Linked DNA regions of Homo sapiens: regions 1, 3, 4, 5, 6 and 7 are each linked to region 2. A link is a loop called in an ENCODE intact Hi-C map of the cell type or tissue named here. Cell type or tissue: PC-9. All regions are shown on one strand. Region 1 overlaps INPP4B (inositol polyphosphate-4-phosphatase type II B). Region 2 overlaps INPP4B (inositol polyphosphate-4-phosphatase type II B). Region 3 overlaps INPP4B (inositol polyphosphate-4-phosphatase type II B). Region 4 overlaps INPP4B (inositol polyphosphate-4-phosphatase type II B). Region 5 overlaps INPP4B (inositol polyphosphate-4-phosphatase type II B). Region 6 overlaps INPP4B (inositol polyphosphate-4-phosphatase type II B). Region 7 overlaps INPP4B (inositol polyphosphate-4-phosphatase type II B).

The links. Peaks named below come from ENCODE experiments on the same cell type or tissue, not always from the same donor. Only the 100,000 strongest peaks of a DNase experiment are listed, where the experiment ranks them.
Region 1: it touches region 2 in a loop (6-fold over the local background); 13 of 110 quality-filtered maps call a loop at or near these places.
Region 3: it touches region 2 in a loop (15-fold over the local background); 4 of 110 quality-filtered maps call a loop at or near these places.
Region 4: a loop joins it to region 2, with 12 times the contacts of the local background. A loop is called at or near these places in 10 of 110 quality-filtered maps.
Region 5: a loop joins it to region 2, with 2.3 times the contacts of the local background. A loop is called at or near these places in 4 of 110 quality-filtered maps.
Region 6: a loop joins it to region 2, with 14 times the contacts of the local background. A loop is called at or near these places in 7 of 110 quality-filtered maps.
Region 7: a loop joins it to region 2, with 9 times the contacts of the local background. A loop is called at or near these places in 10 of 110 quality-filtered maps.

The regions. Positions count from the first base shown.
Region 1 is chr4:142,124,617-142,128,616 of GRCh38, forward strand. It overlaps INPP4B (inositol polyphosphate-4-phosphatase type II B), which reads right to left. Exons shown (of 26, transcript NM_001101669.3): 19 at 1-144. Among named protein-coding and RNA genes, the nearest start is that of IL15, 490 kb to the left of the region's middle. In PC-9, CTCF peaks have their summits at 2,483 (motif pointing right) and 2,682; a DNase peak (open chromatin) is centred at 2,495.
Region 2 is chr4:142,548,131-142,552,130 of GRCh38, forward strand. The region is part of intron 2 of INPP4B (inositol polyphosphate-4-phosphatase type II B); the gene reads right to left. Among named protein-coding and RNA genes, the nearest start is that of INPP4B, 300 kb to the right of the region's middle. In PC-9, no CTCF peak of the experiment used is centred here; a DNase peak (open chromatin) is centred at 1,971; H3K4me3 peaks cover 275 bases; H3K27ac peaks cover 4,000 bases.
Region 3 is chr4:142,471,183-142,475,182 of GRCh38, forward strand. All of the region lies in intron 2 of INPP4B (inositol polyphosphate-4-phosphatase type II B), which reads right to left. Among named protein-coding and RNA genes, the nearest start is that of INPP4B, 370 kb to the right of the region's middle. In PC-9, a CTCF peak has its summit at 2,393; DNase peaks (open chromatin) are centred at 2,079, 2,699 and 3,409; H3K4me3 peaks cover 3,792 bases; H3K27ac peaks cover 4,000 bases.
Region 4 is chr4:142,405,927-142,409,926 of GRCh38, forward strand. All of the region lies in intron 5 of INPP4B (inositol polyphosphate-4-phosphatase type II B), which reads right to left. Among named protein-coding and RNA genes, the nearest start is that of INPP4B, 440 kb to the right of the region's middle. In PC-9, no CTCF peak of the experiment used is centred here; DNase peaks (open chromatin) are centred at 525, 2,235 and 3,175; H3K4me3 peaks cover 1,858 bases; H3K27ac peaks cover 4,000 bases.
Region 5 is chr4:142,613,316-142,617,315 of GRCh38, forward strand. The region is part of intron 2 of INPP4B (inositol polyphosphate-4-phosphatase type II B); the gene reads right to left. The region is part of intron 2 of LOC101927613 (a long non-coding RNA gene); the gene reads left to right. Among named protein-coding and RNA genes, the nearest start is that of INPP4B, 230 kb to the right of the region's middle. In PC-9, no CTCF peak of the experiment used is centred here; DNase peaks (open chromatin) are centred at 1,556 and 2,176; H3K4me3 peaks cover 926 bases; H3K27ac peaks cover 3,261 bases.
Region 6 is chr4:142,351,540-142,355,539 of GRCh38, forward strand. All of the region lies in intron 7 of INPP4B (inositol polyphosphate-4-phosphatase type II B), which reads right to left. Among named protein-coding and RNA genes, the nearest start is that of INPP4B, 490 kb to the right of the region's middle. In PC-9, a CTCF peak has its summit at 1,746 (motif pointing right); a DNase peak (open chromatin) is centred at 1,822; H3K27ac peaks cover 1,712 bases.
Region 7 is chr4:142,718,400-142,722,399 of GRCh38, forward strand. The region is part of intron 2 of INPP4B (inositol polyphosphate-4-phosphatase type II B); the gene reads right to left. Among named protein-coding and RNA genes, the nearest start is that of INPP4B, 130 kb to the right of the region's middle. In PC-9, a CTCF peak has its summit at 1,958 (motif pointing left); a DNase peak (open chromatin) is centred at 1,652; H3K27ac peaks cover 1,532 bases.

The DNA.
Region 1 (4,000 bases), 420 kb before region 2:
GCGTCAGCATCAGACACTGGGGCAAGCTGTACGCAAGTTCCTGAAGGAGCACAAATGTCAGGGACTGCTTGGCTCGGTTCACCACTTCTCCCATGCAGTCCTTCAGGGTAAGGATGAGGGGATACAACTGTTCATACCAGTCCTCTGGGGGAAGGGGGTGTAAGAACAGTGCAATAGATGAAGGAAGGTCTTGGAATATAATGCAGAACCAACTTCCAACTTATTTTTAATTTTTCAGTAAGTTAGACATATTCTTAAGGATTCACAAAGATTAGAGCTGAAGATCTCTAATTTAAATCTCTCGCCTGAACTCCACAATGTCCATAAGCAGCCACCCATCAGACCTCTCCAAGTGGATGCATTTAACATATTTGCAGCAGATCTCTCTTCTCTGCTCATCTCTAATCTGTGCACTACCTGTATCTTAGTGAGTGGTGCCATCAAATCTTTCTCATACTGGAAACAGAAGTTTTACTGGACTTCCTCTTTTGCAGTTTTCACATTAACTTGGTCATTAAATTAGTTCTACTACTCTTAACAGTCCATCAATATGCATCTTCTCCTTGTCCATGCCCATCGTTGTTTATTGCTCTCCCTTGGATTACTTCCTGGACTACTCCCTAACCCATCTCCCTTCCTCCAGTCACACTCTACTGAATTCCCTTCTCAACAGTGTTGCCAGAAACATTTATAATCAGTTTGTATCTGATTGTACCACTCACTCCTCACTTCTTAAAATATTTTGAAAAAAAAACACTAAAGCATTCATAAATAAATAAAGTTCAAACTCATGAAAGATTCTCCATTATCTAAACTTTGCCTATTTGTCTAATCTCATCTTTCAGAAGTTTATTTGCTGTCTTGAGTCTCAGGTGAATTGAACCTCATGTATTTCCTTAAACTTATCTTGTTCTCTCATCTCAATGTCTTTGAAAATCCTATCTCCTCTCCTGGAACACTCTTTTTCTACTTATCTTCCTGACAAATGCTTTATCTCTTCTGCAAACTCAATTCAGGATTTCTCTTCTCCAGGAAGTCTTCCTTCATTTCCCCCTTACTACACTTCCCTATTCCATGAAGATTGGGTTGAGCTGACTTCCTTTTGTGCCTGTATCTTCCTGTCCCAGTACTACTCACACACTACTCACCATTTTCCTCTGCAAGAAAGATAACTCACTGAGGGCAAGGAATTCATTTTTTAATCACCGAATCACTAGAACCTAGCATAGTGCCTAGCATATAGTAAATATTCAATAAGTTTTAATTGAATGAGAAAAGTTACAATAAATATAAAAAGTTTTAAAGATATAGACAAGTTTAAGTAAGTCAAGTTTTGGGTAGTATTTGGGATTCAAATAGCTGTTCTTCAAATGAGGATGCAAAATTGAGACCATTTGTGCTATTTGTATGTCTAGATTTCTAACAGGCATCAATTATATAATTATGACTTTGGTATGATATAGAAACAATTTATGTTCTGTTTCAGTTAATTTGGAGATCAAAGCCCTGGCAAATGTTAACTATCATAAATTCTTGACCGTGTGACATTCCATTAATATATAAATAAATTAATGGGTGACAAATACGATTTGATATGAATGAGTGCATGCTGCGAAATTAATTATAAAGCAGGAACTGAAATGATATGATCTCCTCATCATAAAAGTGCAAGCATCATTGTGAGTAATGTGAGTGGTAAATAATCAGTTAAGACCTTGAAAGAGTGACAGAGAATAATAAAAAGAATCACAATCACTATCGTACCATGTCTACTGTCACTTATTTATTTTATGTTGTGGTATAATAGACTAGATGAAATAAACCCAAAGGGTTGAAAGGATAATTAATGGCCCCAACATAATAAAAAGATACATTCTTAGTAATACTCTATGAAATGCCTATGTGATGTCATAATGTAAAATACATTAGAATGTTAGAAATTATTTTAAAAATATTGTAGATGTACATGCTATTATGAGGATAAAAAGCATAAAGAAAGAGGAATGCAACAGAGCCCTATTAATGCATGATCATTTAATATTGGACAAACTTATAGGCAGCCTAGAATAAAATGTGAACAATGGTTCAATTTAAACAAGCATTGGTTAACTGTTGATTCTTATGTCATTGTCATGTGTAAAAGGGAAAATAGAGGTACACTGAACTTTTTTTTCATAATAAGAGATACATCAATAGATACCAAGAATGAATATCCTATATTCCTATTTTTTCATATTTGCATTTTTATCTCCTGTTCTCTCCCTTTATTTAATTGTTGTTCTCAATATGAATGGGTAGACTAATAGACACAGGGAAACACTAGAAAAAACTTCAATAAATTAACCCAGATGTAAATTTTAAACGATAACAGACTGAAAACTGCTTTTGTTCTGTGCTTAGCTCTGTAGAGATTTGTTTCTACTAGAGAATTCCCAAACATAAAATACATCTTCTGTGCAGTAGGTGGCGCTGCTTAATCAGGCTGAAGCAGAACTACTTTGCACTTACTGCATTCAAGTAACTGATTTTTACTTTGTACGCAGTTGTATAGTTCCCAAACAGCATGTACTTATTGTTTAAGCATCTTGCATGGTACTATACTGAATCAACTGGTCAATACTTTATATGATTTTTCTAGTTAGAAAATTTAAAAAATAACTTAAGTGACCACATTTGTTTTCTTGCAAGACATTAAGTGACAATTCTAATTAAATATTTGTTTCTCTAAAAAGTATTTAAAGGAGAAAACTTTGCAGATTGTCTCATTAGCATAAGGATAGTTGCTTTATTCACTTCCATCTTCACTTATTTAACCAGTTGATTCTTAATTATAAATTACAATCAGATGACAAAAAAAACAACACCAAAACAAGTCTGGTTTCCAGTTTCACTAGATTGGAAGTGGAAACCCAGGATAAAAGGAACACACAACATTCTAAACCTAGGAACAGTGTTACATACTTCTGATACTAACAATATTCCAGTGTCTCTATTTTGCATAATTATATATACTTTTTATGGCTAAAATATCAGGACAATGACAATATCGGAAAGCATTAATTATGAATGAGAAAATTACAAGTTTGTGAGCAAGGTAATATGTCTTTAAAATAGTAGTAAGCCTTCTATGGAGGAACATAAGTGAAAAAGCTAAAAATACATTTTTTTTCTAGAAAAGAAACAATTTAAGTTGAGCAGATAATGGAAAATTGTACTGGAAAATTCCAATGCCAATGACTCCAGGTTTTCTTCTCTGTTAATATGCAGTCAGTGTAAATCTCAGGTTCTGAAATAAACACAGTGGCTACGACAGGCCAAAGCAAAGCCAAAGTCAGTTCATAAATGGCCTTTTTGCTCCAATGAACATCCCAAATCATTCTCACAAAGGAAAAATAAATGCTTTAGTCTTTTGCTTTAAAATATGTTTTGGGGAAAATTAAAAAAAACCCAAGCTTCAGCTCTTGACAGTTTTCAGACTTGTCACTTGCCCCTCACCTTTATGTCTCTCTATACCTTACAGTTTACATGGTGTTTATTTGGTCCTCCTGATAAAGATGAAGGTAGTATTCATTCATATATAAATATATATATGTGTGTGTGTGTGTGTATGTATATACACATATATATACGTGTGTGCACACACACATACACACAATCTTAGTTGAAACTTGAAAAAACTAAACTCAGAAGAGTGGATGTGTGTATTTCAGGATTTCGTACTTTTATACACACACACACACACACACACACACACACACACACATACACACACATACCTTTTTTATAAACCTAGTGAAGCTGGGGAGCTAAGGGTGCCCCACAATATAGTCACTGCCCCACTATCTCTGCCCTGAGCCAACTAGCCTCGCAGGCACTAAGTGTGATTTTATTCCCTGGGCTCCTTTCCATGACAGAGGGAAACACTAAGTGAATGTTTTAGTGTGTCTATAAGAACTTGCTGAGACTCCTTAACCCTGAGACCAACAAGAATCTTTCCTCG
Region 2 (4,000 bases):
CTCTCCAACTTCTGTACAATAGAGGCAGACATCTCTTTGGAAAGCTTAAATGGTGGAAGAACCAAGTTGCCAAGTACTAGTCATGACAGAGCAATGTTTCCAGCATGAGAGAATGTTGAGAGAGTCACAGACTCAATGGCTAATGTGTAGAAACTGCAAGTAGTGACCTGAGAGTTTTAAGCCCTTCTGTTAGTAATGGAACAACAATGAAAGTATTCAAAGAATATAAACATCCAAACAGAGACACAAAAAAGGTCATGAAAGGAAAAGTCTACTTTCTGAAATACAAATGAAAAGATCAATATATAAATTCCTAGAAGAGGCTAGCTAATTCGAGTGCTCTTGTCGTATAGAGGGAAGAAATATGACATGAAGTTAACATATTAAAACTTAATTGCCTCCATAACAACTCACCTAAATTATTTAATTTGGAACATTTTTTTTCTGGTACTGGTAAACACCTCAGTATGAAACAGTCATTTTGCTCAATTGTTTTGTAGATACAATAGAGCTTCACTCTACAGAATCCTTGAAATGTGAGTCATTAAAGATGACATGTCTTCAGAATAACAGAGGGGTTACCTATTTAAGTACCAAATATAGTGCATACAGATGTGTCTGTGTGTGTGTGTGTGTGTGTGTGTGTATACATATATATATATTAATTTAACGTTTTGACAGAAAATCATTCTAAAATGTATTAAATTTTATAAGGCTTCCTTAAAAGCACATTAAACATAATGCAATTTTCTTTGATGGCCCAAAGTCACCATTGTGAATATTAATTATTATACTGTGCTATAATAAAATTATGTCTGTGAGGCCCTCAAAAATGGGTACGCTCTATTGCCTCTAGAATTACACAATGTCAGAATGAAATGGGACCTGAGAGCTTGTCCAGCATTCCCAATTACAGATGGGACACTAACATCAAGAGAAGAGTGATGTGATTTAATTAAGCGGACACAACAGTTATCTACCCCAGGTCTCCCAACTTCTTATCCAGAGTCCTTTCACTTAACCCGCACTGCACAGCATCATCACCTATGCTTTCATTTGTTCTTCTGCTGCCTTTTGAAGTTTTTTTCTCTTCTCCCTGGTTAGGGTCTATGTTCACCCCCATCACTGTTGTTGGTGATGAAATCTCATCCTCCCATACTGTGCACTGTAATGATAGGTGGGGTAGTTCTGGAATGTGGGAGGGCACGGGAGCCCATGACCATCAGACGGTAATGACTAGATGTCAGTTTCTGGAGCATGTCCAGAGAAGATTTAGGAGAGTGATCTAACCTGGCTCCCCAGTCAAGGAGTCTAACCAAATGCTGGAGTTGAAGGTACAGAGCCAAAGTGAGGGGTAGGTGCAGAAACCAAAACACCAGGTATGAGTTGCTGGAAGGAGCAAGCCATGGGAAGTGATCTGGGTGAATTCCAATGACTAAGATGTCTTTACCTTCTCCAGGGTGATCATATATTGAAAATAAGTACAACGAAAGGGGCAGAGACTGTGTGCCTTTTTTATGGCCCCTCAACTATCCTATTTTAATTCTGGCTTGGAAAAGAACTCATTCCTTGGATGGTTACACAGGGGTGTCATTGAGATCTGGTAAGTAACCTGATGGGCTTACATTCAGGTAATAGGCATGGGTTATGAGGCAGGGGCCTATGGCAGTTCAGAAATCTTTGCTTATTTCCTGGTAAATATCTCTTTCTGGCTTTGTTCCAGAGCTCTCTGAGGTTTCAGAACAATTAAATTCCAGGTAGGTGAGATGTTACTTTATGCTTTGGTTTCCATGTGAATAAATAGATAAGGCAATAGCCTCGTGTATTAGGAGGAGGGGGAAATGGCATTTTAAAAGCCAGGTGCATTTGAGCCTGTTCTAGCAGGTTGGTGAATTTTCACTGTCAGGAACAACTGTCCTTTTGTTTAAAATGATGAATGAGGCTCCCAGGGGGTAAATGACCTGTCTAGGGTGCCACAACAACAAGGATATTGCCTCTGATTAAAACAGTCAAGTATTAGAGCCTAGTGCTCCAAGTGGTGGTCATAGGTCAGGTTATTATCATCTCAGGGTGGAAAATGCTCACTATGTGGTGGGCACAGGAGATTCTATTGTGCTTTCTTCCTCATTCTTTCCTGTAGTGCCAGAAGGAAGCTTTGCTCTGCTGCATAGTCTGGAAGACAAATTGATATTCTCCATAGGAACAGACAGGATGATTCATGCTGTGTGGTACATAATTAAGGTCTGTGAACTCAAAATGAGCAAACCAGGATGTTAGTAATCTTGGTAGAGAAGTGGCTCAAGAGGGCAGGCATACCTTATTCTTTATTTTAATCTCTTTGAGGTAGGAGAGTTCAACTTCTCTGAGATAAGGGAACTTATCCAGAATAGAAATTCTTTTCAAGTTTTTTCTCTCCTATCTCTTGATCTCTCACTTTCATCATTATATATGTAATATATACACACACACACACACATATATATATATATATTTTTTTTTTTACTTTACTGGCAAGAAACTGGATTTTTCTCTCATCCCTTGTACCTTTGAAGTGTTCATTCAATTCAAACAATTACTGAGGCCCTGCAAAGTACTAGGGGACCAAGTACTTCAAAGCCACATATTAAAATGTGGTTCTTATTTCCACAAAAGCCCAGTCTAGTTAGGGAGAGAGATATGCAAATAAATTATCTGGGTAATTATCTGGCTGTGTCGCTATGGGTAAAACTTAAATTCCATAATTCCAGTCTCCTCAAGTATAAAATGACAAAAATACTACTTACCTTGCTGATGGTGTTGTGAGTATGAAAGAGTTAAAGTACATAAATCACAAGTAATTTGCTTGGCACATATGAAATAACTTGATACAAAATAGGAAGCGATAACACAAACTAGTAGATATTCTAACCAAGGAATCGTAAAGAGTCATGGAAACAAAGGAAAGAGGAGGCGACTCTGCCCAGAAGAAGCAACCATTTGTGGTTTTATGAAGTGGCCATTTGTTGTTTTATGGCTGCCCAGCAAGCACACATTCTTTCTCTGGCAACAGCATCCAATTTCCTTGGACGACGCCCTTGTCCCCATACTCAATCCATGTGTTTCTGAGGGAGTTGACTCCATTTTTGGTTACATGGCATGGCAAGAAGCCTTTTCAAAGCTTCAGCAGAGTCTGGGCTTACAAAGGGAGCCTAAATACTAAATTAAAGTGAACTAAAAGATGGAAAGAACTTGTGGGGCCATTTTCCTTTTGTGATTTCCTTTCTAGGACTGCACAGAAATAAAAGGGAGGAGAGAGGGAGGGTAAAGAGACAAGGCAGGAACCTGGGTCTCAAGGTGTAAAAATGTCCAAAAGCACATTTTAAAACAATGATTGCCTAAATGTTTTACTATTAAACTGTTTAAATTTCAGTGATGTAAACCCCTTCCATCTCCTCAAACTTATTATAATTTGTGATATACACAAAGGTCTCGTGTGAGTGTTTCTGTTTATTTGTTTTTCTGGAAAGTGAGATAAGTGTTGAGTTCTGTTCTGTGTTATCACGCAGTAGAACTGTAGCAGGATGCTAGACTGGCAAACTGATACATAAACTAAACCAACTCAGTGGAAGCAGAAGCTCAGAGTGACATATGGCCAACAGAATGTCAATTACATATAGAAAACTTTAAAAAATTGGATGGCAAGAAGGCATAAGACTTCCCTAGGGTATGGAATAGTAATTTGAGCCAATTCTATCTATTTTTGAGGTTAGAAATACTCTAGCTGACACTAAGGCTATATTTTAGTCCTGTTGTGGTTCATTTGAACTCTGATGCAATAGACAGTCGCACCTTGTTTAAATCCCTGCTGTAGTTCTGAACTAGACGCATATAAATGTCAAGTGGCGGGGGACCTATTTCAGAGAAGTAGCAATTGACTCAGCATCAACCAGAGTCCTGGGATTTCTACCACAAAGTCACAGGAAAGCTGTGGAAAGTACTCTGAAATCACTCTTACAGAATT
Region 3 (4,000 bases), 77 kb before region 2:
TGGCTATCACCAAATGCTGTTATTTTTAATTAACGATCAAAATAGATAATTCAAACAATGTTAGCTATACCTATCTCACAGTAAGTGTTCATGTTTCTACAGCTATAGCTTTTTTTTTAAAGCATTAAATGAAAACAAAACCTAGCATACCAGAAAGTCTAAATGCAAATACGTCAATGTGTTGGCAGTAGTTATTTTTGTTTGGTGGATTTGGCTGTCCAAAACATTTGGAACATCTCTCCTACGTCAAGGAAACATCCCACCTTACAAGTTCACACATCACCAAGACGGATGCTAGAAATCCACTTCTTAGTCTTCCTTATACATACAGAACAAATATATGGCCTAGGCTTTTCTGATACCATTGTTCAAGACTTCAGCTCAGAAAAAGAATCCATCTGGCAACCCATTCTGAGAAATGACGCCTTTGCCAGCTGTCAAGACAGTGGGGGCAGAGGTTCTGCCCTGAGGCCCAGCATCAGCAGTGTAGGCAGAGATACCTGTGCTAGCAGCAGTCACAGTGAGATTTCTTTGGAGCAGTGCTCGTGTGTATTTAGCTGGGGTTGGAGCTCCTGAGCACCCGCAATCCAAGCCTGAGCACCCGCAATCCAAGCCTGAGCCTCTGTTCTTTAGGATTTTAGTGGATCCTAGGCACTTTTGCCTTCACCAGCCCCTTCCTCCATAGTATACACACACACACACACACGTATATGTTATATAATAATATTTTATGACTGCATTGGTATAAAGATATATTAATATGGAATAAAAATCTTTCAACCTACAAATTATTTTTTTTCAGATTTTGAAAGCACTGTGGGCCTTAGCAGTACGCTTATTGAGTAAGTTCACCCTGCTTAATGTTTTCAAAGGAATTCCTTTTTCCTTTAAACTAGCTGGAGTATACCTGACTGTACAGGTGGCAAAACTACAGTGAAATTTTCACTTTGTTGAACATTTCTAGGAATTCTTAAATTCTTTGGAAAAGTATGTCTTACTTAGTAAAGAGAAAATAATACATTTATGAAGAAAAAAAGAAAATCTGAACAATTAATTTATCTTCAGTAGCTTATAGCATCAAATGAAAAAAATGCATATCTCAGAATCTTAAGCTACAAAAGTACTGTAAAGATCATTGTAGGAAAAAAAAAAAAAAGTCATTGTGTCCAATTACCCATCTGCTATTTCAATTACCTTTACCCCATACCCTGACCAAGTTGTCATTGTCAGTGATACCGAACCCAGTAAGTACTATCTCTGGAAGAAAAGCAGACATTCTGTCTCTTGATTATATGACTGTTAAAAGTTCCTCTTTAATACTGAAAAAGAAAATATATTTCTGAAATATTTTTCCCCAAATGTATCTCCAATATATGAATATTCTTTATGTTCCCATTTTAGATCCCCAATACCAGTGCCTCAGAATTATTACATAGCTCCCCATCTCAAAAGATTCTTATACCTACTTGCACAAATTTTTTCCTTTGAGTCTGTATCAATCTATGATTTCCGTAGGCCACCTGTTTCTCCAAAGCAAAGATGTGAATTACTAAATCAGAGGCACTGTATCTCTTCAGATCATTATTTCTTTGACCCCCCATCAGAAGAATACAAACTTGCATGAGGTCATAGTTTAAAAGGAAATTTGGAATCCAATACAAAATGCAGACATTTGTATTTTGAAAAGAAAAACTTTTCTACTTTATGAATTTTTCTTGAAGTAGCTACCCAAAACAAAATAGTAAAAACTACACAAAACTAGAACTCTGGGAATACCAATTATCAGTCTTGGTACTGCTCCTAAATCCTGTTACCAACAAAATCAAGGTCTCTCAGATAAATTAAATAATAAAGACAATTTAGACTCTCAACATTTGATGACTTGATTTCTAATAAAGATTAGATCCCTTAGGACATTAGCTACATGACTAAGTAAAATTAATAAAACTGATCAGTGTCATCTGATTTGTAGTTGATATTTCCTTTTTGGGGGAAAGGCCAAAATGGCAGACTAGAAGCCGCTAACAAGTGCTACTTCTAGAGGAAACAAAAGGGCTAGTGAACACTGACCCTGCAGGCTGATCATCTGAGCAACCACATCAGAATCCATCAAGGCAGCAGAGGAACGCAGAGAGCAGAAAGGAGCAAAGCAGGACACCACCCTGTCTGGGCTTAATGTAGAGTCAGCAGAACCTCTCCAAAATGGAAAAGGATGAGTAAGACCCCTCTTGGGGATACACACTGCCTACAGGGACAAATGCAAGACTGGGAATGAGATCATCCCTTTGGCCCACTCCACGGCCCCCCACCATGCTTCTAGACTGAGGCAGATGTTTTCTGGAGGCAACTCTCAAAGTGCAAGGGGAACTCTAAAAGACTTTGGCCCCAGAGCAGACCATCACCAGCACAATAGCCCCAACAGAGGTCGCAGTTTGGTGCCTGAGAGCAGTAAGATTGCTCCACCCAGCTCACTGGACAAGGTCCCATGTTAGGTTCTAGTCCAGCGGTCCCACTTCTGCCATAACTTGGCTGGCAGCCACCACCTCCTGTTGTCCTTGGAAGTACCCAGACAGCAGGGCTGGTGACTCCATGACCCCCACAGATAGCCAGATGGGAAACACCTGCTAGAACTTCCAGCCCAGCAGACTCACTTCCCTGTGAACTCAGCTGGAAAGTGCAGCTTCCTGTTATCCCGGGAAGCACCCAGATGACAAGGCAGGTGACCCCACCCACCCTTGCCTTGGATAGCCAGGTGGACAATGCTTGCTAGTTTCTGGTCTAGTGCTCCTGCTTCTGTGTGTACTCAGCCTTAAGGCATAGCTTCCTGTTGTCCCAGGAAACATCCGGGCTGCAGGGCAGGAGACCCCACCCACCCTTACCACTAGTAGCCAGGTGGGCAACACTTGCTAGAGCTTCCGGTCCAGTGGTTCCACTTCTGTCTGAACTGTCAGTGGACACAGCCTCCTGTTGTCCTGGGAAACATCTGTGTAGCTGGGCAGGTGGCCCTCTCCATTCTCACTACGGGTAACCAGGCTAGCCATACCTGCCAGAGCTTCCAGTCCGATGATCCCTCTTCTGTCTGAACTCAGCCAGTGAGTGCAGCCTCCTGTTGTCCCAGGAGACATTCAGACAGCAGGGTAAGTGACCCTGCCCTTGCCTCAAACTGCAGGTAGCTAGGCTGGCAATGCCTGTTAGAGCTTCCAGCCCAGTGATCCTTCTGCTGTCTGAGCTCAGAAGGCAGGCACAGCCTCCTGTTGTCCTGAGAAAATCCTGTAGAGCAGGGTAGGTGACCACAGGGTGAGTAACCACAGGGTGAGTGACCCCACCCACTCCCACTGCTGGTATCCAGGCAGGCAACACCAACTAGAGCTTTTAGCCCATCAGTCCTACTTCTGTGTGAACCTAGCTGGAGGGCACAACCTCTTGTTGCCCAGGAAAACACCCAGACAGTAGGGCAGACTACCCCACTGACTCCTGCTGCTGGTAGCCAGGCAGTCAACGCCTACTAGAGCTTCCAGCCCGGCAGTCCCACTTCTATGTGAACTCAGCCGGAGAGCACAGCCACCTGTTGTCTGGAGAAACATCCAGATGGCTGGATAAGTGACTCCACCTGCCCCTACCTCTCTTAGCTAGGCAAGCCACACCTGCTAGAGCTTCCAGCCCAGTGGTTTTACTTTTACTTAAATTTGCCAAAGACCACAGCCTCCTATTGCCCCAGAAACCACCTGGATGGTAAGGTAAGAAACTCCACTCACACCCACCTGTCATAGCCAGATAGGCCACACCTGCTAGAGTTTCTAGACCAGCAGTTTTGCTTCCGTCTGCACTCTGTGGGCAGGTGCAACCTTGTGATCTCCCAGGAAGCACAACTACAGCAGATTAGAACTGACCCAGAAAAGATATGGCCTGTCTGCCAACTGTGGCCCTTGCCTGAGAGAGCCCCATTGATCAGAACACTTAATAAAAGAAATTTGGGCATAGAGACAATAACTGGAGGGGA
Region 4 (4,000 bases), 140 kb before region 2:
TGGGTTAATTCTTGCCCAGGGGCCACAAAAGTTAAAAACTTTCCCTTGAGACACCAGGCTCATATTACAGACCCTCGCCACCATACCATATTTACTTGAATATTTTCTCCTCTCACATATCATTCCCCCAATTTGAGGAAGAAAAATCCAGAAAAATATTCCTTTTAAGCAAGTCTGAATCGACTTTCCTCTCTATCCCCGCCACCCTCGCCTCCCACCTTTGAAATAATAATTTTACTCCCTTCAGCTGAGTTGCTGAGATGTAAAGTGCCCTCACTAGAGGTGGTTCAAGTTAAATTCGGCTGGTGGCTTGCTGCAGGCTGGAGCTATGGATGGGGGAAGTAGCCCTGGGTCCTTGATTTCATGGTGAGGGCATGCAGGGTTCTATACCATCCCTACCCCACTTCTCAGACCATAACAGGAAGGGAGAGAAAGATGAGGTATTTAAGGTATGTTGTGGTCAGAGCTTGCAAGGTCCTTACCATTGGTAACAAAGGTAATATGGCTTAAATCTGAAACTTGAAAGCAAAGGAAAGTATAGATGCAATTATCACCTTTCAATTGTTTACAGATAATCTCTTTCAGAAGTACAAGGAGATAGAAAAAGCAGGAACTTCGGAATGAAACAGGCTTGGTTTTAGTCCAGTTCAAATAGCTAGGCAACACTGGGAAAATTATTTAACTGCTTAACTTCTTACCAGACTTTCAGATCCTGCTGCTTCTGTATGGCGTTTTGTCATATACTTTTTTTTCCTTATATAAACCACATGCCTCTAGTAACAGAAGAGAGCTTATGAAAGCATGTATGGAAAAAACATAATAGCTACAATGTATTTAACCCTTACTATTTTTGAGGCATTTTGCTAATTATCTCTCTATTCCTTAAAATGGTGCTTTGAATTATTTCAGTTTTACATAGAACTAGAACTAGAGGCTTGGAAACATGAAGTGCTCACATTTACATTACTAGAATTCTCTGGTAGCTTACATCCTACCCCACTGGCTTCATTTCTCTTCTTGGCATGCCGACCTGCCCTCCTGCACAATGGCACCTCTCTTTGGAAGACCCACCGCCACACCACGATTATTACTCAACCCAAGAGACTTAGAGTTTTAAAAAATACTGGTGCCAGGTTTCAATAATGTCAACGTATCACCGGAAGGAAAGAAAAAGCTAGATTTAGATTTTCACTGTTCTTTGGTGGTTATTTTGATCATTTCCTTTACTTGCAATATGAATGTGTTTAATTTTATTGCTCATAAAATTCAACTGTTGGTTTTCTGCTTACAGTAAACAGCTCTTTTTCCGTTTCCTGATATTGACATATATCTATCAGAATTTTAAAGCTGAGGCCACTGTGTTTCAAATACAGGCATCTTGCCCACTTTCTGCTTGTAGCCCCATCTTTTACCTTGTGAGCTCATGACACCTTTGCTCAAAATAAGTCACTTCTTTTCTGAGTTCTTATCAGACTTGATTGTGGGCTGTGGTTATTTCCCAGAAATGAGCAGCTGTTCTCCATTTTATCAGAGAGACTCTCACCCTCGTTCCCCATAAAAACAGAGAAAATTTCTATTACACTGAAATGTTCTGTCCAACCCAATTTGCACATTCCCTAATACTGATAAAAATAATGATGATGCTTTGTATTTTTATTATATTCCACATCTAAAAACAATACGGTTACATCTTGTCAGGAAAACAATAATAGTTACATCTTGGGCTGCACTTTTTTCTTCCTACAGCTCAGAGGATTTACTGTACCCTAAGTCTTATGCAGCATGATATCCTGGAGAGAACCCGAGATCAGGCAGAATTCCTAAGCTGTGCTCCCAGATTTCCTGCTTTCTAGTTCTGTGGCACTGAGTAAGTCACAAACTCTGACACTTAATTGCCTCATCTATCTACCTACCTCTCAGGGTGGAAGTGAGGAAATTGGGCCTTTTTATAAATGGACTTTTCTATGCAAAAAAAAAGTTTACTAATATCATACTAATATATATTAATATCAACATTTACCAATATCTGGTGTTTTATTATTGTGTAAAATTGTTTTTATTGACTCAGTCATACTCAGCTTTTTAAAAGCTGTTACCAGGTCCAATATTTCTTCATAAATACCAAATTAGTACATGAGTCATTGCATTTCATAAGGTGAAACCTATTCACATCATGGATCTGTACATACTGAATCAGTCCCACCAGACGGCTGATAAATAATGAGTGATTGGATTGTTTTGTGAAGATATTACTCATATGATCACTATAAAATCTAATCCGTATGAGAATTATTTAGCAGCCAATAAAGAATCCTGAAAAATCTGTTTTCAGGAAAAAAAAAAAGTGAATGGGTGAGGTGGCTTATGCCTGGAATCCCAGCAATTTGAGAGGCCGAGGCCAGGATGACCTGACATCAGGAATTCCAGACCAGCCTGGCCAACATGACGAAACCCCATCTCTATTAAAAATACAAAAATTAGCTGGGCGTGGTGGCACACTCCTGTAGTGCCAGCTACTTGGGAGGCTGAGGCACAAGAATTGCTTGAACCCCAGGGGCGGAGGTTGCAGTGAGCTGAGATCACACCACTGCACTCCAGCCTGGGTGACAGAATGAGACTCTGTCTCATAAATAAATAAAAAGTTATATCTGTCTTCCAGCTATACTTACCACTGCTCATTAACCAAATATAATTCTACTCTAGGAGTGGCCTGCATCTGTGGCCTTCATCAGCTCAGAAGACTAAAAGAAAGCAATGCTTTGGGATTTTGCTTCTGTTTCGTTTTGTTTATTTAAGAATTCTACCCACTTCAATCTAATGGTCAGTAACAAACAAATGCTACTGCAATCCTTCATTCATCAGTAGATTTTTAATTTCTGCCTTCTTAATGGCTTTGCTTAGTATTGAATTGTTTAAAAGTGTTCTTAGACCTCAGAAGAGTTTAAATATGCAGGATGTTGATAGATGGGGATTCTAGTGTGCTTGTATCCAGTGTATTTTTTATTGAAATGTGGGAAAAATAATAATACAGAAGGAATATATTTTTAAACCATAATTTGTGACTTGTCATCAGAAAAAAAATAAAGAGCAATAAGTGACTTTTTATTTCCTGATTACTTTTGCTATGGTAACTAGTAACATGAGGGTTCACATTCTACTATGAGTAGCTGTGAGTGAGATGCCTACAGGCATCCCCAGCTCATATTTGTACAGGAGCCAGGCAGTTTTCACTCTACGAGAAGGAAATCCTCAGTGGAAGCATAATAATAAAAATAAATGGAGGGGGCCACATGCGGTGGCTCACGCCTGTAATCCCAGCACTTTGGGAGGCCAAGGAGGGCAGATTGCTTGAGGTCAGGAGTTCGAGACCAGCCTGGCCAACATGGCAAAACCCCATCTCTACTAAAAATACAAAAATTAGCTGGCCATGGTGGTGGGTGCCTTTAATCCCAGCTACTCGGAGGGCTGAGGTGGGAGAGTCGCTTGAACCCGGGAAGCGGAGGTTGCAGTGAGCCGAGATTGCGTCATTGTGCTCTAGCCTGGGCAACAGAGCGAGACTCCTTCTCAAAAAATAATAAATAAATAAATAAATAAATAAAGAGACTCAATATCTCCGGTGACTGAGACTCTATCTCAAAAAATAATAAACAAATAAAGACTCAATATGTCCAGGGAGGGCTAGGCACTGAACAAACTGGAAAGCTTACACTATGTCATAAGATGGAACCTCTATACAAAGTCATTGCCTGAAAAAATGAAGGCCCACTGTGTCCTTGATTTTAGGATTTCTCCAAAGCTTGAAATCCCCAGTCACTGTGCAGGTGAACACTGGAACAGCTGCACAAAATACATCTGTTTGATAGATTTGGCCAGAAGTTTTTCTGAGGAATAGAAATTGCCAAATTCTAGTCTTGACGCTTACAGCTACTACCTAGCCTCTTAGGAAGAGGGCACAGATTTTCTTCTGCTCCAGTAGTTCTCACTGGAGAGTCCAGAGCTA
Region 5 (4,000 bases), 65 kb after region 2:
GTACATTTTATAAGGTATATATTAATATGAAGATAACAAATGCATGCTCTTTATTTTTCACAGGATATACAATAAAATAGTTTGGAGATTACAAAACTAAAAGACTGTTACATGCTCCTGCCAAGGTCATCTATATCTGGAAATCAATAGAATTTCATGAGTTACCATCATACATACACTGATTATACTGCAGTAGACTCTCAGTGTGTAGCTATGGCTACAGATCCTTGGGAAATCTAAAATTCACAACACATATATCTTTGTAAAGACCCTTGACTTTTCATAGACATAATTTCTGTCCAGAATCTCATGTTCTGTGAATATATCCTTCCATCACATTACAAAGAGAAATGTTTAAATCATTTAACAAAAAGCTATACAATAACAAATGGAGAATGTAAAAAAGATTAATATTTAGATGCTGGGTGCTTGGCTAGCTTCACTTGTCATTTAATAACTTAGTCCTACACATCAGCCTCATGGTGCATATTACTCACATACCTTAAATTGTAAAAAATCAGATATCATGATCTTCAAGGTTATTTGCAAATGGTAAGTCCTCCAAGGCCAAATTCACAAATAGAAAGGGTTTGTTGTATTAAGAGCCAAACTTCCACTGCATCCCACCATGTTATACTAAGATTCTTAGTTAATACAAACCTATACTTAAACACAGTGGTGATGGTTATAGGAACGGGTAGCAAATAAATATCAAGATAAGTTCTTAATAGTAACTGAAACAGCATAGTGCTGGTATAAAAATAGATGCACAGATCAATGGAACAGAACAAAGAACCCACAGGAGGCTGAGGCAGGAGAATCACTTGAGGCTGGGAGGTGGAGTTTGCAGTAGGCGAAGGCCACTGCACTCCAGCCAACATGGGTGACAGAGCAAGACTCTGTCTCAAAACAAACAAACAAACAAACCCAAAATAAAGCTACATACCTACAAGCAAGTTGTCAAAAATATACTCTAGGGAAAGAACACACTGTTCAATAAATGATGCTGGGAAAATTTGATAATCATATACAGAAGAATGAAAGTGAGCTCCTATCTCTCAGTATATAAAAATAACTAAAGATAGATTAAAAACCTAAATGTAAGACTTGAAACTATAAAACTCCTGGAAGAAAACCTAGGAAAAACTCCTCTGGACATTGACCTAGGCAAAGAATTTATGACTAAGTCCTCAAAAGGAAATGCAACAAAAAACAAAAATATAGAAGTAGGACTTAATTAAACTGAATAGCTTCTGCATAACAAAATAAATAATCAACAGAGTAAACAGGCAACCTACAGGATTAGTGAAAATATTTGAAAACAATACTTCTGACAGAGGGCTAATATCCAGAACCAAAGGAACTCAAACAGCTCAACAAAAAAGAAACAACCACATTAAAAAGTAGACAAAGGACATGAACAGACATTTTTTCAAAAGAAAACATACAAGTAACCTATAAACATATGGGAAAAATGCTCAATATGAGTAATCTTAAGAGTAATGAAAATTAAAACCACAATGAGATACCATCTTACCCTAGTCAGAATGACTATTACTAAAAAGTCAAAAAACAACAGATGTTGGTGAGGATGCAGAGAAAAAGGAATGCTTATAGACTATTGGTGGAAATCTAAATTAGTACAACCTCTATGGAAGACAGTATGGAGATTTCTAAAGAACTAAAAATAGAACTACCCTTTGATTCAGAAATTTCACTACTGAGTATCCACTCAAAGGAAAAGAAATCATTATATCAGAAAGAAACCTGAACTTGTAAGTTTATCGCAGCACTATTCATTTTTTATTTGTTTATTTATTTTTATTTTAAAAGGTTAGTTCTGAGTCAGTATGACTGACTATGTACCGAGGAACACAATCTGAAGAGTTCCTGAGAAAGTGCATCTGCAGAAGTTAGACTGCACTTTGGTTTTATACATTTTAGAAAGGGAGGAGGTTTTATACATTTTAGAAAGGAAGGAGTTACAGGCAAAGTAATAAATCAATACATGGAAGTTATATGTTGATTTGATCCAAAAAGATAGATATCTACAGGTTATAGGTGGATTAAGAGATTCCTTAATTTGCAACTGGTTAAAGGAGTAAAGCTTTGTCTACAAATTTGGAGTCAGCAGAAAGGAATGTTTTAAGTTAAGATAAGGAAGTCTGTTAACCAATAAACTAGGTCAGAGTGACCTGTAGGGATGTGTGAGTTAGCCCTTGTCTGGCATGGCCTTAGGTCCTATTTGTGATTCAGTATCTTACTGTCACGAAGAGTCCACCTAGTTAGTCTCATGATCTCTATTTTTATTAATTTTTTATTAATGCGAGTCAGTTGTGCCTAAACTCCAAAAGGGAAAGGGTATAACAAGGTACGTCTGACCTCCCTTCCCATCATGGCTGGGAATTCAGTTTTTAAGGTTTTTCTGAGGTCCCCTTGGCCAAGAAAGTGTGTCTTCAGTCAGTGGGGGACTTAAGATTTTATTTTTAGTTTACAACTTGACAGTTTAACTTTTTCGTAGGGGTTGAGAGAATGCTTCCTCTCTGCCCACTGAAGGTTCACAGAAAATAAACTGACAAAAGCCATATTAATAGGAGAAAAAAAGGCATACAAATTCATAATGTGCCTAAACACAGAAGTCATATACAAAATATGAGACTTAAAGAGGGGCCATATGTTTGAGGCTTAAATAATCTCTTTATATGGGAGAGATGTATGGACTCAGGTGTTAGATATTATTTTATAAATGATTCTATTTGGAAGCTAGATGGACAAGGTGAGGGGCAGAACTACATAAAAACAAAGATTGACATTTTTATGCAGATAAAGCCCCCCAACCCTCACCCAATGAAATCTCTTGGTGCTGCCCTCGGAATGGATGAAATGTCTATCTCAGTGTGGTGATGACTCCCAGTTTCTTCTCTTCTTTGGTAGTTTATCTTTCCCAGTTATTTGATGAGATTCCTAGAGAGGGAGTCTTAAAACATAACACATTTCTTTTGGAAATAAGCTTTCTTAGATAAAGAAACTTCAGAGAGATATCTCCCAGTGCTTCTGTAAAGAGGATCAGAGAGAGGGAGGCAAGACAAGGTCGGAGAAAGCCAGTAGTTCTGAAGCTTATTTCTGAGACCTCTCAATTTTTAAGGCGCTTAGCATGTTCTGAGACCTCTCAATTTTTAAGGTGCTTAGCATGTTAAAGAGCCATATTTTGGGGAATTATTTTTGTACCCCAACACTTCTAAATTTTAGCCATTCTGGTGACCATACATTTTTGTCTTATTTTAGTTTTAATTTATATTTCCTTGAAAGCTGAAGATGTTGAGCATCTTTTCACGTGCAGCATTATTCATAATAGCAGTCATGGAATCAACCTAAGTGTCCATTGATGGATGACTGAATTTAAAATATGCTATATATACACCATGGGATACTACTCAGCCATAAAAAAGAATGAAATCTTGTCTTTTACAGCAACATGGATAAAACTGGGAGCCATTATCCTAAGTGAAATGACTCAGAAACAGAGAGCCAAAAACCACACGTTCTTACTTGTAAGTGGGAGCTAAAGAGCAGGTATATATGAGCAGCCAGAGTGGAATAATAGACACTGGAGACTCCTAAAGGTGGGGAGGGTAGGAAGGGTATGAGGAATTAAATACTACCTATTGGGTACATTGTGCAGTATTTGGGTGATGGGCACACTAAAAGCCCGAACTTCACAGCTACACAATCTATCCTTGTAAGAAAACTATACTTTTACCTCTAAGATCTAAAAAAATAGAATAAAAATTTAAAAAATAAACCCTCTATTTGCTCAAACATGCATAAACTGAGAACCCTCACACTCCTAACCCATTATCATTTATTCTATTCAGTGGCTTTCCTGGAATATCAGGAGTTTCTAGCCTACCAGAATACTCTGTGCCTACAGCCGCACTATTTCTATTGACAAATTGACACACAAAAAAGGCAGATCTCATCCATTCCCTGGCTGTGGAAA
Region 6 (4,000 bases), 200 kb before region 2:
TAATCACTTGATAAGAGAAAAACCTGGGACTTGGACTCAGTTATCAAATCCATTTATAGCACCTTTTCCATAGAAACTACTTCCTTTTGGACACTGAATAAAATTCTTCTCCTAAATGCTCTACATATCCAGTCAAGAAACGTAGAAAATAAATAAGTTGGCCAAGATGAACATGGCTATTAAAGTCAGATCTTTTGTACAAAGCCCCAGCTTAATTTTCACATCAAGGCTCTTCAATTTCAATAATTTCTAATAGTATTAAGAGTTGGGGTTAAAATGTATTGTTATTCTTGTAGTATAATAAATGGTCATGATCTGTTAAATGTGAGCACATTGAAGAATGCCAAAACAATACTTGTGAGCTCATTATTTCCTATATAGTTTTAAAAGTGGAACTGAAAAAGCAAAAGCAAAATACTAAATGTAATATAGCTCTCTTTTACATTTGCTTGCTGCCAGATATTCTATAAATATAAAAACAGATCTCGGAAGCTGCTGTTTAGAATATAAGTAATGAATTTCCTGATGGGGTGTTCAGTAAAATTTTCCAGACATGAGCTTTCTTCCTCTGGTTGGCCAAATAGTGTGTTTTTCCCTCCTGTCTGCCCAGCGAATGTGTTTCTAAAGACCGCTTTGTGTTCCTGAAAATCACAGGAATTCCTGTATAGTACAACGAAGGCCCTGGCAGCAAAGCCTAATCAAGTTGAAGAAAGCACCACAAATACTTCCCAAATGGCTTTCTTCCACAATTGGCAGTATTAAGACAACAAAAGAAAGTGAAAACAAAGGCTACAAAAATAATACATCAACTTTCCTTCTTCTCTCCTCATTTGCTTCCAGGTCCTCAAGACTGAAACACACACACATAGATTAAAAGTACAATTATATCTGTAGTACCTATCATATTCTGTATGATGTGAAAATGATATTTGTAATTATAAATTAATATATATCATATATATATATTACTTTTCTACACCAAAAATATTCCCAACCCATATGTGTACATGTCTTACCAGGAGTTTAACAAATTCACTTGCTACTTTAATATAATAGGATCATACTTCAGCTCCCTTTTGGGGGTTTATGGCACACCACTAACAGAGAACAAAGTAAGAAATGAGAAAAACAGAAACCCTTCCACCTCTCTAATTACATTTTGTTAATTAAACACCTATGAAAGTGTAAACACTCATTCTTATAAACTGAATATTATCAGGATTTGCCTTGAGAAATTCATGGTAAATATTATAACAGCATCCGAATTGCCTGTACTTATTACTGAATACAGCCTGTTGTGTAGGAGGCAATATCCTATAAAAGTCACATGCTACGTTATCCATGGAAACTTTAGCTGATGACAAGTGGCCTATTCAGTTACAAATATAGTCACTTAGAAATATAGGGTGGTGTTTTTTCAGCTCACTACCCATATAACTAAACTCCTGTCACTTGACTTTAGAGATTATCTGTATTTTGGAACATAGAAGCCCAATGTGCTACCACCGAGGATAAAAGGTAAAAGGTAAAAAGCATTAAAAGGTAAAAAGCCACTAAATGCGTACTTTTTAAAAGTCCATTATAAAAAACGATGTCTTCAACCTTTTATTAATGAGGCGCAGCTGTGAATAGTCTACTTTCATCTTATTAAAACGTCTACAGGTAATGAATAGAGAGCGTGATAATATATTCCTCAGGAAAGTTTCAAGACTTTGAAAACAGAACCTTATATTGCAATGCTTTCTAAGTTGCAAGCATAAATATTAGCCTCTAGGGGGAGCGCTAGGCTCTTCCCCTTAGATTTTCTAAATGCTAAGTCAAGAAAAGAGGAAAAAATTCCATTCCCCTAAGAGAGAATGATCCAACTGGTCAGATTCCAGGACATTGATTGGACCATGTTTTGTGGGACTGAAGCTTTCAGAAGTTTTTAAAAGGTCAGCATAAGCAATAACTTCTCTTCTCAGACTCTCCATGCCTTCCATAGGTGGCAATCAGACTAAATCTCTGCCCTGGCAAACTACTTTTTCTTTCTCTCTCTGTATATATACGTGCATATACATATATACATACAGATGCATATACAACTGCATCTAGGATTATCTGATTGCTGCCTTTGCTTAGCCACTTATGTCCATGTCCTTGAAGATAAATATTGTACAAAGGAATATTTGGCTTTTTGGTGCACTGCCCATAATATCACAGCACCCAAGATCTTTCTCTAATTTCTAATAGCATTTGCAAATAGTATAGAGTTTGTTTATTTTAAAGTTGCACAGAATGCCATTACCTAGCTTAGTGACTTTGGGCAGATCACCCTGTTCTGTGAGTCCCACTCTCCTCACTAAATGGTTTCTAAAATGTTTTTGATTCCAAAATTCTATGAGTTTTTATCTTCAACAATTTTTTCCCAATGCTAAATGAAATTTTGTTCAATAACTCTTGGTGGTCTAAGTCATTTCCCCACTGTGTGATTTAATTGACATAATGCCGTTCAAGGTCACAGAGCAAAACCTAAAACATCTAGCAAGCACATAAAAATTCAAGTCAAATGCATACAACCAGTCAGCTGCAAAGATCTCAAATGCAATAGCCGAAACCACCTAAGCAGACAAATCTAAATAGCAAAGTCACAATCTGCCTTTTATCTAGCATATTGGGTATCTTGTGCCACGAACCTTCTCAGAGCCTTGGGACATGGGCTCAGCAAATGTGTATGCTGACTCTTACACCTAAAAATTCAGTAGAAGCACAGATCATCTTCCTGAATGTGCCAGCAGATCTTTATCCCATAACTATGTGCAATTCAAACACAGGTTTGGATGAGTACGGCTCATTTATATGTAGGAAGAACAGAATTTTCACAGGAAAAGCAGAGTGGAAGATTCTTGTGTCCCCCACAGACCTGGAGTTCTTGTCTATTTCCATTCGGTACCTTTTATCTATCTTGGGCATTTAAGGAATAAACCGGCCAGAACAATTCAGATGGAAGACAAAAAATAAAATAGAATCATTAGTTCCAATTCTTCCAGAGAATTCATCTAACAAAATGAGCTGGTGTTATGGGAGGTAGAACAAAGAGAATCCTAAATTGTATTTAATCCAATAGCTTTACTTCACTAGTTAGAAAACTGAAACTTAGCAAGGTCCAATCTTTCATTGGAATGACCTTTATTTTGAGCTTATTTTAGATGTTATTATGTGCTTTGCCATAATGGGGAAAGGTGAATGGAAAATTCTGCCTTCGCATATTCCAGAGATTAGGGAGACAAGCTAAATATACCTAACTAACATACGGCTAGTTATCTATTTCTGTATAACAAAGCGAGGACTTAATGGCTTGATGGTGATTTATCACTTCTCACAGTTCTGTGAGTTGACTAGGCAATTATGTTTGTCTCATCTGGGCTCACTCATGGGGTTCAGATAGCTTGTGGCTCGTGGCTCGAGTGGGGCTTGGGACTCTAAGATGGCTTCATTCACATGCCTAGGGCCTCAGTAGGATGACTGGCATGGCCCTGAAAACTGCGAAGCTCTCTCTCTGTGCAAACTTTCACCTGGACTTTTTATATGATTCTGGAAGTATTCCAAGAAGGCAAAAGTAAAAACTGCAAAGCGTCTTAAAATAGAAGTTCAGAAGCCACATTATATCACTTCTGTTGCATTCTATCAAAGCAAGTCACAAGGACAGATCAGTTTCAAAGAGTGGGAAAATAGACTCCACCTCTTTATAGGAGGAGCTGCAAAGAATCTGTGGTCGTATTTAATCTAACACATCCGGACAACAGAGAGAAATCAGGAAGTTGAATGAGATGCAGATTTGCTCTTTTTTTTCCCCCCACCAGAATATGTATTTAAGGATAGAAGTGATGTTACAGGTCATTAATTTATTTATTCAGATATTTCAGTATTTTGACTTCTGACAAATCAAACCCATGCCAATGCTATGCTTTTATACAATTTCTACATCATAACTGGCACTCACTAAACCCACAATCAACAA
Region 7 (4,000 bases), 170 kb after region 2:
TACGAAGAAAGTGGCAGACTGAAGACAGATGCCCCAATCGGATCTTATTCCTTGCCCCTTCTAGAGAGTTAAGTATGGGAAGCATAGGCTGGACTATTCTAGATCAAGCAAACTTGTGCGTCCGCATCAGGCTCAATGATAAGAGTGTCTTAACTGAACATTAAGCTAGCGCTGTGCCTTCTGTTCATGAATAGCACTTTCTCATGGCATAGGTAGTCAGGGCCACGAGCAAGTGCTATTCATGAATGAAAGGTACAGCATTAGCTTGATGTTCATATTGATGTTCATATGCCAAGTAACTGTAGCATGATTTCAAATGTCTGCCTCATCACCTGTAAACATAATTAAAGAATAACAATCAAAGTCTTGGGGAAAATCCTGTTAAGTCCTTTTTACTGGTAGTTCTAAAATAGAGATGCAAAACTCAGTAAGATTTAAGAAACTCAGTGTTAATCTTATGAAGTTAAACCAATAATCCTCAAATATAACAACTTCAGTATGAAAGTACATATTCCCTGAGCCTATGAACTAGCTCAGTTAGCCCCACCTCACTATACCAACTAAAAAAATCTTAAACATGATAAAGATGTAACATTTACATTAATATTTTCCTTGGTACAATGTGCTTCAGGAAAGCAAATGTTTTTATAATTATCTTTACATCTTGAATGGATTTAAAGCAGATTTTTTTCCAAGGGAGAGAAATGGGAACAACTCTTCCTTTCTCTTTATCACTTACAAACCTGCTTCACACTTGGTTGACTCACACCCAATCACCTATGACTGATTTCTAAATCATGCTTAAGATCCAACAAATTAGATTGAATCCTCCTGCTAATGTAAACCTAACCTTATAAAAAATTAATGGCATTATTTAAAATAACATTATTAGTATCTATTGAACATTGGCCAATACTACAATTTTCTTATTTTTTATTTTTTGAGACAGGGTCTTACTTTGCCACCCAGGCTGGAGTGTAGTGGTGTGACCACGGCTCCCTGCTGCCTCAACCTCTCGGGGGTTAGGTGATCCTCCCACCTCAGCCTCCTGAGTAGCTAGGACTACAGGTGCCCGTCACATGCCCAGCTAATTTTTGTATTTTTAGTAAAAATGGGGTTTCGCGATGTTGCCCAGGCTGGTCTCAAATTCCTGGCCTCAAGTGATCTGCACGCCTCGGCCTCCCAAAGTGCTGGGATTACAGGCATGACCCATTGAACCCAGCCTATAATTTTCTTATTAATTTCTGAAAAAAATGAGATACTTTTACTAATTCTTAAAAACTAAAAAATTATATGTACTATAATCCATGGAAAATATCATTTTTTCTTATTTCTAGATGATGTTGTCAACTCATGAGCAAACATTCATAATACTCTATGGCATCTATCCAAAAGTTGAGTACCTTGTAACAACTGAACAGAGATCCATGAAAGTTTAGAAATTATTAAGGAAAAAAATTAAAGATAGAATTTACTAAGTAAAAAGGGCACAGATGTGGATGCCGAAAAATTAATACTACACAATCTTCTGATGGGCTATAGCACCAAATGCTGTTACAAAAACAGAATGAAACAAAACCAAAGCACAAATACCCATCCAATGATGGCATAAATGAATCATAAAGTATCAAAGCAGAAGTTTAGAGCTCTGGCATCAGGTACAATTCCTGACAAATTACTCAAGTTCACCCATAATTCGTCATTGTCATCTCAATGATACAGAGAATACTGGAAGTAAAAATAACTTGTTACATGTGAACAGAAACTGGTTTAGAAAATAATTCAAAAATATTTTATGCCTGCACTCCTACTCTTTGTACGGCAAAAAAAATAGTTCTTAAACTTTCAAATTAAGTACCTACTATTCTCAGGTAAGATGTTCTAATGAAGTATCATTTTTTATTGTTAGCAAATTAAGGTCACAGGACCCCTAGGAGGTTGCTGCTGACATCTAGTGGCATACTTTTTAAAACATCAAATTCATTAAAAATATAGAGAGCTATCCCTCATTACCCAGTGGGGTATGGTTCCAGGTTTCCTCTTTCCCAATGTACCAGAATATGCGGATGTTCAAGTCCCTTATATAAAACGGCATAGTCTTTGCACATAACCTATGCACATCCTCCCAGACACTTTATATCATCTCTAGATTATAATACCTACTACAGTGTAAACGCTATATAAATAGTTGTTTTACTGCATTGTCTTTTAATTTGTATTATTTTTTATTGTCTGTTTTTTTTTCCAAATATTTTTGATTCCCAGTTGGTTGAATCTATGGATGTGGAACCCATTAATATGAACAGCCAACTGTATATGTGTATATATATACATATATATATATATATACATATATATATAATCTCTCTCTCTCTCTCTCTCTCTCTCTCTCTCTCTCTCTCTCTCTCTCTATATATATATATATATATAGTTTTCTTATTTTTTATTTTTTGAGACAGGGTCTTACTTTGTCACCCAGGCTGGAGTGCATCTCGTGTGTGTGTGTGTGTGTGTGTGTGTGTGTGTGTATGATTTTCAGCATCATATATATAGAGAGAGAGAAAGAGAAGAACAAACATACATTTATGTTCAAGCGTGTACTTGCAAAATCTAGTGGACATGTTACCAATTATTTGTAGCCCAGATCACTTTGTCTTCAATGATGTGATTCTCCTTCCAAAGTAATCTTAGTGCTGCAAAACCAGAAATAAAAATGAGCAGATCTGCTAAAGCCTTAAAGGAACCAATTCCCTCAAAGACTTTAGTCTTTTACTGGGAATTGCCAATTCTCTGAGAGCCCCAATTCCCAAAGGCTTCTCCCCAAACCCAATAGGCCTAATTTCTTTTCAGCTTTCCAAATAACCATGACCCTACTCCATTTCCATACCTGGCATTTAAGTACTTTTAGGATCTTAGCCTAGAGAGACTCCACTATAGAGCAGAGTATATGCTCTTGCACAAAAATGCTTTTGTTGGGTAGGGCAGGTTAGATTTTTCTGCAATGATGTATGGAGTGGCACAAAGCCAGTAAGTGATAAAATTAAGCTGTCTCCCTTTGGTGAAGAGAATGTGTTCCTACAGTGGTGTTATAAATTAGTTGATTGGAATTTAGATTTTATTCTTATTAAAACGATGTCATAAGGCCGGGCGCTGTGGCTCACGCCTGTAATCCCAGCACTTTGGGAGGCCGAGGCGGGTGGATCATGAGGTCAGGAGATCGACACTATCCTGGCTAACACAGTGAAACCCCGTCTCTACTAAAAATACAAAAATTAGCCGGGCGTGGTAGCGCGTGCCTGTAGTCCCAGCTACTTGGGAGGCTGAGGCAGGAGAATTGCTTGAACCCGGGAGGCAGAGATTGCAGTGAGCCGAGATCGCGCCACTGCACTCCGGCCTGGGTGACAGAGAGAGACTCCGTCTTAAAAAAAAAGATGTCATAAAAGCATAGTAGGTTCTCCAGGTAGTCCTAATTAATACAAAACATAGCAAAATTATAACTTTCTTATTACAAAGAGATCTTTTAGTCTTTTAAATATACCTTCAATGGAAATCCTGGAGATTCAAGGAGCTCATTCACTCAAAATTTGTCTGCTTTACTCATAAGGAAAAGTAAACGTGGCTGGCAGAAAGATCTTTTTTACAATTATATTGAAGAAAAAAATCCGTGTCTGTGTGTGCACCTTTATATATGATATCAAATTATATATATATACACACACACATATACATATGTATACATACAAGAATATACCAGAATATGCAAATCAATGACAGTATGGCGGATACCACAACTAAGTGTGAGTGAATGTAGTGTAGGCTGGCTAAGGGAGAAAGGGAGTTGTAATATAATGAAGGTCTCAGAAAGCATCTTAAAGAGAAGTTTTAAGGTTACATAGTTTTTGGAATAAAGAAGAAAGCAGACCAGACATTCAAAGCCAAGCTTTAAACCTAAGCAAAGACAAGAATGTTTGGAATATGTGGTGTTAAGAGAGACATAAAT